Linked DNA regions of Mus musculus: all the other regions are linked to region 3. The links are chromatin loops, found by intact Hi-C in ENCODE. Cell type or tissue: left cerebral cortex. All regions are shown on one strand.

Region 1 (5,000 bases), 870 kb after region 3:
TATTAGTGTACACAATAACCACTTTCACTGGGAGTATGAAAGGGGTCATAAAAGAGGAAACAGTTTAAGTACATTGTAAGATAGCAGACCAGACAAGCCCAAGGGAAAACAAGACTAGAGTTTTAGTCTGCTTTCTGTTGCTGTGATAAACACCATGACCAAATTCAACTTGAGGGAGGAGAGGGCTTATTTGGTTTATACTTCCACGTCACAGTCCATCATCAAGGGGAACTGGAGCAGGTGCTCCAGCAGGAAGCTGGGGGTGGAACTGACACAGATACCATGGGGAACTGGGCTCACTCACTCAGCTTGTTTTCTTACATAATCCATGGCTACCTGGATGGCATGTGGGGGGTGGCACCCACCCACAGCAGGATGGACTCTCCCACATCAGTCTTTTATCAAGAAAACAAAACCACAGACATGCCCACAAGCCAATCAGATGCAGGCAATTTCTCACTTGCGGTTTCCTCCTCCCAGGTGACTCTAGTTTGTGTGAAGTAGACAAAAACTTATCAGCACGCTAGCTATGAGACAAAGAGAGGCACAGTTTTCTACAGTTTTTAAACGTTTTTATGCCTACCATGGTAGTACATACCATGTTCTCAGCATGCAGAAAGGGCAGTTCTCTTTTAGTTTGAGGCCCACCTAGTCTATATAGCAAATTCCACACCAGCCAGAGATACATAGTGAGAGTCTTGTCTAAAATGAGTATATTAATTTAAAATCTCTGTGTGGGCATATATGTGTGCATGCACATAGGAGTCAGAGGACTACTTCATTTAAGGGAGTTGGTCATCTTGTTCAACCATGTGGGGACTGGGAACCAAACTTGTCCGGCTTGGCTGCGGATGCCTTTACCTAGTAAGCCATCTCACCAGCACCATAGAGGTTTGAGGCGGGGTCATTTACTTAGTTTTTTGTGTTCATGGATGTTTTGCCTTTTTTGCCTCCATGAATGTCTGTGCACCCCATATGTTCCTGGCACTTGAGGAGGCTAGAAGAAGCATCAGACCCTCTGGAACTGGGGTTACAGAAAGTTGTGAGCTATCATGTGGGTGATGGGCAAATACTCCCTAAGGGCTTTGAAAGACCAGTTCCTCTGCCTGTGTACAGGTAAAAGGTCTGTGCCTGTAAACACAAAGGACTAATCTGGTGGCATTCACTGTGCCTCCCATTTCTCTTTACTAGTAATGAATTTCCAAACCAACAGCTCTCTTGGAACTTCTAAATAAATGTTTCTCTTAGGTTGCAAAGAACATGTGCTGGAAGATGCAAAACCTGAATCCATCAGTGACACTGCAGACTTGGCCCTGCCACCTGAAATGCCAATTCTGATCGACTCCCATGCCCTGAAAGACATCCTGGGGCCACCACTGTATGAGCTGGAGGTGATGATTCTCATATCTATGTTTACACTGGTGCTTGCTTGATGTCGGACAGCTAGAGCTGGGGTCTCTGAAGCTAAGTTCTGGAAAATTTAATGGAAAATTTCCCTGTGTAGTGTTACACTTAGGTACTTAATGTGATAGTGTGGCTCTTGAATGGAAGTGACCCAAGTCATGACCTCTTATGGGCACCCATGCTGGCTTGACCCTGAGTCATCCCTCCACTTCATGAGTGCTCAATGATTTTCCAGTCATCCCTCCACTTCATGAGTGCTCATGCTCATTGATTTGCGTACGCAGAAGAGTTCTGTCTTTTATCGTATGCATTTCAATCAAGGATGTCCTGTTGTCTTGCCCACCGAGGGCTTAGAAAGGAGGCAGCAAATCAGCCCTGATCCCAACTACTTGAAAAACACAGACTACTACCAGTTCCAACCTGGTAGATAACCATCAAGGGTTAAACTATATGCTGCTCTATTTCTGTTACTGTTTTTTTCTGCTTTTCCCTTTCCTACGTCACCAAAGACCAGAAAGCCAGTATGAGCTAAAGCAGCAGATGGAAGTAGCTTATAAAATAGGGTGCTGAAGGTATTTGTGGTATTTAGATGGTGAGGTGATTCACAGGTAAATTCCTAGGAAAGATCTGTAAAGATGTCTATGAGGGCTGTTAAATTGTGTATAAGGCAGTGTCTCCAGCAAAAATTCCAAATCATTACCAGTGACGATAGTTTTTCCCAAGGGCTTACAACAAGGGAGAAGAAAGACTCCCCAAACTCATCCGCAGCGGCCTTGTATTACGTTCTGGACTGGCTCCCCACAAAGCTCCCAGTTGCCAGAACAGTCCTTGTTTATTCTCGCAGTGAATCTCAACGTGAACCATACAACCCAAGGTGTTATTGGGGTTGTTTACATTCTTAAGATACTATGAATTTGAATTTTTAAAAAACTGAGCTTAATTTTGGTTGAGAAAAGAAGTTGATGTGCTTTCTCGCTTGTTAGTTCATAATGAAGACAGCGATTCTGATCCCAAGTGTCATGGCCTCTTTCTCTAGACTTTCCATAGATAGCTCATTCCAGGGCAGTGGTGGCACACGCCTTTAATCCCAGCACTCGGGAGGCAGAGGCAGGCGGATTTCTGAGTTCGAGGCCAGCCTGGTCTACAGAGTGAGTTCCAGGACAGCCAGGGCTACACAGAGAAATCCTGTCTCAAAAAACAAAACACAAAAACAAAAAAAAGCTCATCCCAGCAGCAATCTGAGCACTTAAACTATATTAAAACAAAGGCTTGATACACGTTACACATTATATAACCTTCTCAGCAGATTCTGGATTCGGATGCATTTTTGCCATTGCAGGAGCTCTGACAGAGATGTAGCAGGAAGAACAAAAAGGAGGAATTGTAAACATGTCTTAGCAGCACTCTCTGATATCATCTGATTCTCTTTACAGCATCTTAGCTATTACATGTGAATACTTCTACCAACTTAGGTAGTTTGCAAACCCCACTCTCTTGTTTTCAAGCCTACATCCTCTCCCTAGACAAGGGCCTTGCCTCTCCAGGCTCCCTGCAGTCTGGCCCTTGTGGCTGTGCTCTTGTGACCAATGTCCTTTCCCTTGAGGTGCACTGTCAGCCCTGGAGCATACTCGCAGTCATATCCCTGTAAGGCTTGCCAGAGCCTGACTAGGATGCCAGGGACAGTAACGTGAATGTAAAATCTTGGTGGGTCCATAAGTCTTCCCCTAGACTAAAAAGGTCACAGAGAACTCTGCACATTTGAACATACCACTGTTTCAGTCATGTAATGTAAAAGCAAATATAAACTTGGCTACAATTAGATATGCAAATGTTCCTTAAGTGTTGATCTTCGAAGTGTTAAAACCAATAGGGCTAGAAAAACAACTCGGCAAGATAAAGATTGAGATCCATGTCTGAGATCCAGGCAGGGTTCAGTTCCCAGAACCCACATGGCAGAAGGCCACAAAGTTGTCCTCTGACCTCCACACATGTGCCATGGCATGCAGGTACATGTAAACATATACAAACGTTTCCAGTTTTTTCTTAAAAAAAAAAATGTAAGCACTAAGAGACCCTGTGGAGTGAGTATTCACTAAGCTTTTCCCCAGTCTACAGGTTAGCCTCGCTGGTGTGTGAGTGGGAAGTAACAAAGTAACTTGCGGGCTGGGGTTAGAGGTCAGTGGTGCACTCCTTGCCTAAGGCACAAAGCCTTAGAAGACGGTGAACTTGACATACTTTTATTTTAATTTGATACAGAGTGAGTGAGAGAAACATTCTGAAAAGGTTTGTGTCTGTTTTGTGTGTGCACACAGGCACATACCACAGTATGCATGTGGAGGTCAGAGGGCGATTTCAGGAATCAGGTCTCTCTTTTCACCATATGGGCTCCTCTGTGGATCAAAGTTAGGTCATCAGGCTTGGCAGCAAGCACCTTTATTACCAGCTGGGCCATCTTTCTAGCCCTAAGAAGACCATCTAAAACTGGTGACTCCACAAATCAGTAATCGAAATGGGAAGTTAGTAAGTGCTGGTGGGTAACCAGGGCTTTAAGTTGTTTAGTTGAGTCACCTTGTTTTTGAGGCAGGGTCCTTCTTGGTTTTGACACCACACATCAGGCCAGCTGGTCTGTGAGCTTCTCCTCCTTTGCCTCCCATTTCCTGTAGGAATGCTGGGGTGAGATTCACACTGCCATACTCAGCTTTTCACTTGAGCCTGGGACTGAACTCGGGTCATCAGATTTGTGGGGCAAGTTCTTTTACCCACTGTATCATCCTCCCAGCCTGGTTTCTTTTTAAATTTTATATATATGCGTGTTTCCTCTGGAAAAAAAATATACACCATAGATATATGTGTGTGTGTGTGTGTGTGTGTGTGTGTATGTATGTATACACACACACACATATACACCACTTGCACACTTGGTACCCATGGAGGCCAGAAGGAATGAGATTCCCCTAAAACTGGAGTTAACAGGCAGCTGGCTGGGCCACTAGGTGAGTACTAGTAGCTGACCCTGGATCTTCTACAAGAAGTGAGCTTGACTACTAGGCCACTGCTCCAGCCCCTTGCCTGGTTTCTTGAAGCAACATAGTTAATAGTTCTGAGGATTCAACTGTAACAATGTGATTAGCAGCTAATAAAAGTGCAACAAATGGCTTATTCTGTTAAACATGACTTGACATTCTGAAGATTCTTCTTTAGGGTTAGTCCATCCAGCTCTGGAAAGAAGCCAGGTAATGAAAAGAATAAGAAAATTGACTCAATATTAATTCTTTTCATTGTAAACACTCTCATCTATTTGTGTTGTTTTTAAACAGCACTGACCTACATATTTATCTTTTCTTTTTCAAATATAGAACTGAGCAGGTGCCAGTGCTAGAGGGAAGTGTGTGGGGTGAGCTGGGCTGATGCTGAAAGCTAGCTAAACTGCCATCTACCTGTGAAATTAAAGGTCAAAATGAACTCTTAAAGTTGGCCACCTACCCAGTGGCTTCACTGATGTCATGGTTTCCACTGCACACAGCTGCTAGAGCACCCAGCTCGCTCCCAGGAAGCGGCCAGTCTTTGCTATTCCATAGTGAAGCCAGGCACCTGAC
Region 2 (5,000 bases), 750 kb after region 3:
GTGTACTTACATATAATAAATAAATAAATAAATAAATAAATAAATATTAAAAAAATACTAAACCCAAAGATGGCTGAAGTAAAAGATTTGTCAACTGCTAGATACGCTATCCATAAAAAGGCCAGGTCCTGGACCAGTGTCTGCAAATTCCCAGTAGCAGGCTAAGCAGCCCCCTGGAAAATGTACTCCATGGAGCAGAGTTGGGGGCTGGCTTTATTTATTTATTTATTTATTTAGCCTTGGAGAAGGGAACCCTGACTGACACTCACCTCACCTCACCCAGCCCAACCCCCAGCTACAGACACAAGGGGTGGCTGACACAGAATAAGAAGCTTGGAGCAGGACATGGGTCCTTAGAGCTACATCCCCCATATTGGATGTTTGCCTGTCCCTCTGGTCCTTTCTTCTTCTGTCTTAGATCAAAGTGCAGACAAGTCTGTTCAAAGCCAGTGATGGGGTTCTGAGCCAGACACCCCTCCTGCCAGAGTGAGGATCCCTCTATCAGAATAAATGTTATTTATTTATATCAGATAAATGTTGTTATTAATCTGTTCCCATGCCGTGGGCCTCTTTGATTCTCCAGTGTATTTTCAAAACCTTTTTTTTAATGTCCAAGACACGATATGTAGAATTACAGATAACCAATTAAACTAAAAGAGTGCTATGTTAAAAACAAGGCAGGATATTATGAAACATAATCTACTGTGTTGACGCTCTAAGTAACATAATCTAGAAGGAGGTCTAATGACCACCAAGAGTCCAAAGCATCAATACACGTGAGGTTTGTGAAAACTGGGGCAACCAAATGAGATTTGAGAACGCCCATTGATGCCGCCATCCTCGTGAAGGTCGTGGATATGATGTATTTGATTACCTCCATTATGATAAAGGGAAAATGCTAAATTTCCATTAGTAAAAATAATGACATTTTTTTCTGTTCTAGCCCACAGGCACATGGACGACAGACAGGTCAGCTCTCAGACTGGTAATCTGTAAGGTTGCTTCTAACACAAATTATCTAGATGAGACAAGGGGATGTGTATAAAATGTGTTAGGACGTCAGTTTTGTTTTGTTTTGTTTTGTTTCTGGCAAGCCCCCGCTGACCTAGAACTCTGTAGACCAGGCTAGCCTCAAACTCAGAGATCTGCCTGCCTTTGCCTCCTAAGTGCTGTGAGTAAAGGCTCTTGCCACCAGCCCTATGTAAGAATTTGACAGTCTGAAGAGTTGGCACCAGAGTATCACATAGGTGGAAACTGCTTTTGTTCTGAGAACTGTCTGTTAGTCATAGTGGCCCATACATATACCCAGCCACATGAAAGGTTAGAACTGGAGCTACAAGTTCAAGGCCAGCTTGGACCACATAGTGAGTTTGAAACCAGCCACTGCAGAGTGGCTTTAATAAATTTGCTCTGAGTGATTTAGCTGCTGCTGACTTTGAAAATAATCCCAGAAATAGAGATTGATGGAAGAGATCGGGGCTGGGGAGGTAGGTGGAGTCCTGTGGATCGGTGGCAGTAGCCTCTTTCCCATCCTCTGACTCAGGGATCTGCGTTTTTCTGTCCGGATTCCGTGTAGATCACTGCAGTTTTGAGTCTACGGAGCCTTCCTGCATTACTAGGAAGAACCTGCCATCTGCTGGCCAGCTTGAGTAAAACATGAGGACCCTCCTGAAGGATGATGGCTGTTTGGGGAGGGCGTTCTGGTACAAAGGCCATTGCCACAAAATAGGTCTGGGAGGGACAGATATTTTCTATTAACAACTCTGGACTTGGAAGAAGCCGGATAGGATGGCACTTAGAAGGGCCCTTCGATTGCTCTTTGGGACTCCGAAAGTAACGAAAGGGGATAAAAGATTGAAGAAAAAAAAAAAAGTAACAGGGAAAATAGCTATTGAGAGAGAGAGAATGAGGATTTACAGTCAAAAAATACCCCACAAAAAGAAACAGGTGTCACTGGAGACGCCTCCGGGCGGAAGAAGATGAGAACATTTCCCCGCCTTCGGTGTAGACCGTGTTCTTCGGTTCTGAGATCGCATCGCCCTCAGGCAAAACTGTTCCTTCTGCACTGAACGTTCTTCCGACCCCATCCTTCTTATCTAAGTAAATGTTTGTTTGCTGCCGCTCTAGGGAATCTGCAGCAAGTCCGCTGGGCAAGCGAGCTCTATGGAAGCTCAGCTCAGCTCTTTGTCGACACCTCCTGGCACTGCTCTGGAACTGCCTGCTGACTTGTTTACTGCTTACTTCGTGTCTCCAGAGATCAAAACCCCCAGGCAGGGTATCATTTAAAGGCAGCTCTATCCTACTGTGAAAAACTATGCGAGACTATTAGCTTACTGGATTCATTTTTCTTGTGGAATTTTGAGGAACTTGGTGATCACAATTTGAAAACAAATAAAAATGCGTTGACACATTTTTTCCCCTAGAGATCTTCTGCCTAGAAGTTGAAAATCATTTCTTTTTCTATTTCAATATCTGCCAACACCCTTGAGGGGCCTGCCGGCATCCATAGCCTGCTCATAGCAAAAGCCTCGCGATTCTAGAGAGGGAACCCCTCCATTCAGTCCATGTGACTTGGAGCTGATCCTGTCCTCCCACACAGGAGTGACTGGGCCTGGCAAATCCAACTTCTAATAGCTTAACATGCTTGGTTCAGAGATGAGCATATGACTGAGCTAACCCAATGAGAAAATACCCTACTTTGAAACCTTGACTGAGAATTTCTGAACTTGGTAGGCCATGGTCCTGGAGCTTGTGGTCATTTGGTGCCGCCAGAAAGTGGAAAGTGGCCAGAAGTAAAGCCAGAGGTAAGACGGTGTCTACAAGATCAACATTCTTTCTGTACTGGCTCCAACCCAGAACTTTTACTGGACTTCCCCATTCCATTCCATGAGCCATAGCTACTGGGAAGACTTTTATAAAGAACATATTTTAGACAGTAGCTATCCCAGTGTCCAGTTAAATAGGAAGAATAAGGGAAGATGAAGGTTGGGGGTCAATTAACGTTTTGTCTCTAGGAATGTCCCTTACTCTCAGTGTACTGTGGGGAGCAGAACGCCACCCTCCCTTTCTCTTTCTCTCTCTCTCAGATGTATTTGTTTTTATTTTAGGTGTATGAATGTTTCACCTGCATGTATATCTGTTTATCACATGCATGCCCGGTGCCTGCAGAGGCCAGAAGAGGGCATCAGATCACTTAAAACTGGAGTAACATGAGCCGCCGTGTGAATGCTGGAAATTAAACCCGGGTTCTCTGAAAAAGCAGCCAGTGCTGTTAACAACTGAGCCACCACTCAAAATCAGACCAGTTTTAATGCTCCAGTCTTCCCATATCCACACCTTTGCTTCCTTTACAGTGAACTGCACTAGCAGCAGCAGCAGCAGCAGCAGCAGAGGCAGCAACAGCTACAGCAGCAGCAGAAGCAGCAGCAACAGCAGCAGCAACAGCAACAGCAACAGCAACAGCAACAGCAACAACAACAACAACAGGGCATCAGCAACAGCAGCAGCAGAAGCAGCAGCAACAGCAGGGCAGCAGCATCAGCAGCCACTGCCATCTGCAGTGGAAAAACTGCAGTCCCTGCATTGAGTTCCAAGGAAGCAGATGCTATGGTGAAGATGCTGGACTTCAGCTGCTTCACTGGTTGGCCTGCCTAGACTCCTCCTGCTTGCTCCTACTCTAAACACATCCCTGTTTACTTCCTAATTATGTCCCAGTGTCTGACTAGTGAGAAGAGAATGAGTCACATGGAGACACACTAAAGAATATGGAGCCCAGTGCATTGCTTGCTGGAGTACTGACCACTTTAATGGACTGGGTTTGTTGTTGTTGTTGTCGTTGTCATCGTCGTCATCATCATCGTTGTCATTGTTTTAACCAAACTATGCCTTGCTTTTTTTTTTTTTTTGGTGGGGGGCACATTGTAGCTTGCAGAGTGTTCTTGTATAACATGACCTTGCCCAGTCTTCAAGGGTACCTCAGTGAGGTGGGACAGATCAGCCTGAGTAGCCCAGCATCCAAGAGAACTGCCTACCGTCCTCCACATCTGGCTCTTTTCTAACCTTGCCTGACTGGGTGGTAAGGAATAACCTGTGTGACCTACGGGTACTCCAGGCCTGTGCTGCAGATCCCATGCAGTTATTAATTGGGATCCAACAGCCAGAGGGGTCCCAATTAATACCCCAAGGAGGGTTTGCCTGTTGGGCAAGAAGCCAGTGATTCTCCATTTTCTGAGTCCTCACCAGGAAAGTCCGTATCCTCCTACCTTTCACACACAATGGCCATTGTCAATCACACAGAGGAGAAGAGGGCTGGGGCTCTGCTTCCAGAGGTATCCAACGCTATAAGCAGCCATTCGTTTGTTTGTTTGTTTGTTTGTTTTATATGAGTACACTATTGCTCTCTTCAGACTCACCAGAAGAGATCATCAGATCCCATTACAGGTGGTTGTGAGCCACCATGTGGCTCCTGGGGATTGAACTCAGGACCTCTGGAAGAGCAGTCAGTGCTCTTAACCTCCTGAACCATCTCTCCAGCCCTATAAGCAGCCTTCTTACAACCTAGGTCAGCAGTCACCAAGGCCCACCACTTCTTAGCAATGGATGAATAAATCACATGTGAACCATCAATGGTGCCACTGAGGATGAAGTGTGTCACCTCTGGGTGTCAGCTGATATTCCAGGGATGCGGCAACCTCCTGCTGGGACCACCTGAATGAACAGCTTGTATCTTCCATGTGTAAAGGAGCCGCAAAGACATACATCTTGTTCTTAAAAAAAGAAAATCAACTTCTGCCCAGGCCCTGTGGACCTGCTGGCTCTCAGCCACTGGGTATTTAACCAACCACAGCCAAACCGACACATGGCCACGCTGTTGGCTATGTGGTCAGAGGGACATTGCACAGTGAGTATACTTTCACCCCATACTCACTTAAAATACACATTGCGGGAACCTGTGACCCCAGAACACTTTGTTAACCTATTATGGATCTCCAAAGACCCAG
Region 3 (5,000 bases):
TAATTGTATGTTAGTGGGGTATGTGTGTGTTCAGGCTGATACCACAGTGTGTAAATGGAGGTGAGAGGACAGTTTATAGAAGTCGGTTTTCTTCTTCCACCATGAGGATTCTGGGTATCTACCTTAGGTTATGAGACTTGGATTTAGGTGCCAACTCACCAGGCCTCCCAGGTTTAATTAATTAATTTATTTAGTTTCAAAACACTGTTTTCTACGCAGACCTCAGAACTAGGAATTTTGTGTCACAAACCACAGCTGAACACGACTGATCTCAAATACAACCCACACGACTGCATATTCATATAATAAGAAGAATATTATATACTTACTTCAGGGATACCTTTACCTTGGGTTTAAAATAGGGTGCACTCTGATCTGCCAAGAAGACAATTAAGTCATTTCCTAAAAGAAACAAATAAGTTATTTTAGAAAAAATGGTTTTTGGAAAATCATTCGATCAGTGCTTAAAAACTTCCTGGGTACTGTTTCTATAAGAAAGCTTTTACTCTGACCTAGTCAGACAGCACTGCCAAGAATACTCATACAAATCTAATGGAACATGGAAAAGAAAAGTATGGAAAAGGATACTTGTTCAAGGCAATGTGACGCCATGGGATTCAATTAAGGGCCAGGTGGCATAATTCAAAAGAAGCATCCATATAAAGAGCACACCTTAAACTATACTGTTGTATACTGAGTATGAGACCCAAGTTTGATCTGCAGCAATACAGAAAACACCCCCCCCCCCCCACACACACCCTTATTTATACTGTGCTACTGTTAAGTCTTGTGTTTTCCACATCCAATCAGGTCTCCCTCATAGGCTGTTATCATCATACCAAGGATCCAGGAATTCCTACTAAAACATCTACTCACAAGTTACAAGGATATAAGTCAACACATAAGCAGAAAAAGCAGAGCCCTCCACACTTCCCCCTTTGCTTCCACATGGATGGGTCAATTAATGTTCATTGGGACAGACTTTCAGAAACGCTTAATCAAGCACAGGATATCTTCAATGTCTCTGTATCTAGTTTGGATAGATTAGCTACAGACTTTGAGTATTCTTGCAATGTGGGTAATCATTCAAATAGAGGAAAAACCATCCAGGTCTTATAAGAGGTTCTGGGGTCCTGGAAAGAGCACTCAAAAGACCTTGTCAGGATCCTGCCAGTCAGCTTTGTAGGGGCTTTAAACTTTATTCATGGCCTTGGTCCTTAACCACCAACCGATGCACTTGGTCAGCATCAGACATTTTTTCTTTTAAGGCTTAATGTGGTTAATGAACTTTCAATGGCAAGTTGGATGAAGACTATAGCAGTACTCAAGATGAGGAGGGGCCAGATGTACACTAAGCTAAGGCACCTTATGCTGGAGAAGTCTGAAGTTTGAGAATGTATGACCAAGGAGGCACTGCGTTTATCAGCAGTTAACAACAACAGAGGCTGGTGTGAGTGGTGGAGAATTTGGTGCCTGAGGAAGGCACAGTGCCTTTAAAGATCTTAACACAAGGAAGGGCAGAATTAGTAGGAGGTGAAGGCAGAACATCTCTCACAAGAAACTGTCAGCTTGCATGTTTTCTCATCAAAGGGGGTGGAAGATTGGAAAAAAGACGGGAAAGCAAATGCTTAGACCAGAAACCAAGGTTCTTAGAAATCTGGAAGACCTTTGGCAGGCAGGTGATCATTCGCCATATGAAGGCTAGAGGTTTCTAGATGAAGGGAGGTTGGTGTGTTCTTAAGGGTTGGGCTGATGGTCAAGCCGCGGGGTTACTGAGTTAGGACCGAGGGTTGATAAAAACAGGGGAAAGCTGTCCCTGTGCTGAAGATAAAGGGAGAGCCAGAAGACTGGGAAATGCAAGAGGTAGGGTAACAGGAATCAGGGGGCGTGGGTACACCGGGAGGGGCAGACAGAGGAGGGCCGGCAAGCACTGACTTTCCCGCAGCACGAAGAGGTCCGTCTGTTTGTCGGAGTTGAGGTCACCGAAGGCCGCCAGGGTGCCCCAGGCCTCAGCCCCAAAGAGCTCGGCCGTGACGTTGTGCAGAGCCCGCGCCGGGGCAGGCCCAACGCTCAGCAGCGCGAGCCCCAAGAACAGCGGGGCCAGCACCGCCCTGGCGCTAGGAAGCCGGCCTGCCGCCATGGCGCCTTCGGCCCGGCCGGCCTCCGCCGCGCTTGACGGCAGCCGCAAAGCACCGTGCGACTGACCGGCCGACCGAGAAAAGACTCGGGGTGCGGCCTCACGGGCAGCCCCTCGCTGCACTCTCACGCTGCCCTGGGGCTGTTTCTCCGACGACCAAGACGCCGAGGAGCTAGGGCGGCGTCTGCCCGGGAACTCACTTCCGGCTGTCGTGCCTCCCGACAGTGTCGCGCGAGGGGGCGGGGCCGGGCCGGCCTCGCTGACTGGCAGCTGGGGTGGTGGGCACTGTGCGATGGCGGGGGCTGAGGGACTCATGGCTGAAGTAAGCTGGAAGCTCTTGGAACGAAGAGCCCGGGCCAAGCGCTCAGGTTTGACTGCCTGTGACCACAACCTTCCCCCTCCTGGGTACAGGGGGTGGTGCTCCTCCGCAAGTCCCCTGGAGGGAGGCAGGTGGGATCTGTCCTGGGGATCAACTTGCTTCCTTAAGTTGGCTCCAGAAAGCAATAGGTTTCTCTTGCTGCCCTGCTCTTGTCCATCTTGGTCCCCATTCCCCAATCCCTGCACTTCCCCCATTTAGATAACGTCTGTCTTTCTCCCCCAAGTTATTTCCTCTCCAAAGTTAGTGATAAGCTGACTTCTCCAGAAACTTTGCCGAGTAAGTCAGCTAGTGACAAGTTCTTTGGAACCTGAACGCTCTTGCTCTGCAAAAAGTAGACCTCCATTTTTAGTGAGGTCCTAAAGAGCTGGCGACTACTTTTGTCTCATATGCCCCCTTCACATTCCTCAGTAATTTTTAGCTGCAGCCAGTTCTGTGTGTCAGAAATTGAGGAAGACGGTTTGTGCCACAAGTTAAGTTAGTGTACAGTTATGACTCAGAATGAAATTGGCCCCTTCCCTAGCCAAATGGTCCCACCACCTGTAGCTTCTAGTTGTGGTTCCCAACCACGGAGATTAAAAAGCCAGCAGTCCGAGTGTCCTGAACTGACTTGTTCAAATTGCAAAGTCACACTGGCGTTTTAAAAGTTAGTACTCCTGATTAATAACTTTCCAGAGAGCCAGCAGTGAAACTGCCACTTTTGAAATTGGATACAATCTTGGGGGAAAAAATGTGTCCTTAAACACGAGAGGTGGGGGACAAGAAATGTTCAACCAAGAACCTTTCCCTTGTCAAAGATTGACGAAAGATTGTAGAAAAGTACTGTATTTGTTAAAGTATTGCCAATTTCATTCCATTTGAAATCTTAAAATTTTTGTGTGTTTATTTACTTAGGACTTAGGGTTGTAATGGAACAAACACATGAAAAGTAAGAGAAATTTTTAGAAAGCAGTTGACTCAAGTTCAGAGTCAGTAGAATTATTTGAAACAGTTGTAGGGATATTTGTTGCTTATATTTTCTTTTATTGTGTCATATAGAAATTTTGAGTTGGTTATTAACACTGTTGCTGTGGGAATAGAAAAAGTGCTATTAGGTTGTTCTGGGCAAAGAGAATAACTAGTCTTTTGCCAGGGTCTTTAACCGTCCTCTCAACCCCCAACATGTATTTTTGCAACACAGTTTTGCAACATAGTAATCCTATAGGGTCTATTTTCTCTTCAAGTCTTTATTTTACTCAAATATATGTCACAACAGCAAGTGTTGAAAACCGTATTTTTCTTAATAGGGTAAATTCTGCTTAACTATTGTTGAATGCAGTTTCTTAAACCTAGTCTCAGCCATAGTAGATACTATCCAAATTTACTGTATGTTTACATAAGAGTAAAGTGCAGATAGAAGTGGAAAAAAAAAAAGATAGTAGTTGAGGCAAATCTTAGTAGTTATGTTTGCAGTTTCTACTATTTTTGATTCCGAAAAATACAGACACTAAACCTTGAGCCATATTATTTACTTCCTGCTTATTATAAAGTGTTAACTTGATTCTGTTTACAACTTTTAACTGTGTAAACAGCCTTGTTTGAAACATGAATTGACCTGTTTCTGGGACAGGCTCCTCTTTGGAGTTATAAGCATTGTTACATAGTAGCATTAACAACTTAAAGAACAATAAAGGATACTATTAATTGAATGTGTCTTAGTAAGTGGATATTATGTTTCTGTCTTTTCATGTATGCAAACTTAATTTACCAAATAAAGGAAATCAAATTCTTGAGTCATAAAAGACAAACTAAAATTATATAATGATCTTTAATTGTCTTTTGCACATTGCATCATGCTAATAACTGCTCATACATTAATCTAATGCTGATTGCTTCTAACCTTCACTAAACAGTTTTAAAATTGGTGTAGTTTAGCGTGCAACGCTTATGATAAGAATCAACAGTTTGAAATGGCCAACTCACCTGATGCAGCCTTCTCTTCACCTGCTTTGTTAAGGTCTGGTAAGTGTATAGACCCCAAAAGGGTCAACCGACAATTTTATATTTGTTGTTTTCAAGGTTAATGTTACTATATGGTATTTTTTGTTTCTTTTATGTCCCCTTTGGTGGACCCAACTGTGTGTACCATTTCAGTTCAAGTTAGCTTGTGCCCATTGAGTTTTGAATGTATCTTGTGGTACCCCAGGAAGGCAAAGGGTGGAGGCCTCTCAGGACAATTACAAGCTATTTGACCAAAAGCCGGCATTAGTGCTTAGGAACTGCAACTGTCAAACTGACAAGTCCAGTTAATTTTTAAAATGATTTTTGCCCATTTTTTAGGTATTGTAAATTGAGCTATAGTGTACATGAATGTGCAAATGCCTCTGTAATATGGTATAAATTCCTCTGGGTACATGCCCAGATGGTATGTTTATTTTTAGGTTTTTGACAGTCCTTAAGCCCTATTTTCAAAGTGGTTTTATTAGTTTATACCCCCATTAGCAATTT

Evidence for each region. Hi-C counts contacts between places; a loop is a spot of excess contacts. Peaks named below come from ENCODE experiments on the same cell type or tissue, not always from the same donor. Only the 100,000 strongest peaks of a DNase experiment are listed, where the experiment ranks them.
Region 1: a loop joins it to region 3, with 6 times the contacts of the local background. A loop is called at or near these places in 2 of 42 quality-filtered maps.
Region 2: it touches region 3 in a loop (2.8-fold over the local background); 2 of 42 quality-filtered maps call a loop at or near these places.

What each region holds. Positions count from the first base shown.
Region 1 is chr8:86,707,685-86,712,684 of GRCm38, forward strand. Lonp2 (lon peptidase 2, peroxisomal) reads left to right here. Exons shown (of 15, transcript NM_025827.3): 12 at 1,249-1,391. Among named protein-coding and RNA genes, the nearest start is that of Gm10638, 36 kb to the right of the region's middle. In left cerebral cortex, no CTCF peak of the experiment used is centred here; DNase peaks (open chromatin) are centred at 311, 2,775, 3,010, 4,437 and 1 more place; H3K27ac peaks cover 4,141 bases.
Region 2 is chr8:86,583,658-86,588,657 of GRCm38, forward strand. No RefSeq gene overlaps it. Among named protein-coding and RNA genes, the nearest start is that of Abcc12, 20 kb to the left of the region's middle. In left cerebral cortex, CTCF peaks have their summits at 1,628 (motif pointing left), 2,201 and 3,153 (motif pointing right); DNase peaks (open chromatin) are centred at 1,624, 2,157, 2,557 and 3,154; H3K4me3 peaks cover 598 bases; H3K27ac peaks cover 804 bases.
Region 3 is chr8:85,838,599-85,843,598 of GRCm38, forward strand. Itfg1 (integrin alpha FG-GAP repeat containing 1) reads right to left here and starts at 2,351. Exons shown (of 18, transcript NM_028007.3): 1 at 1,936-2,351; 2 at 330-402. The coding sequence starts at 2,140. Phkb (phosphorylase kinase beta) reads left to right here and starts at 2,390. Exons shown (of 32, transcript NM_199446.2): 1 at 2,390-2,505; 2 at 4,406-4,514. The coding sequence starts at 4,463. In left cerebral cortex, a CTCF peak has its summit at 2,533; DNase peaks (open chromatin) are centred at 1,564, 2,305 and 2,997; H3K4me3 peaks cover 2,218 bases; H3K27ac peaks cover 1,636 bases.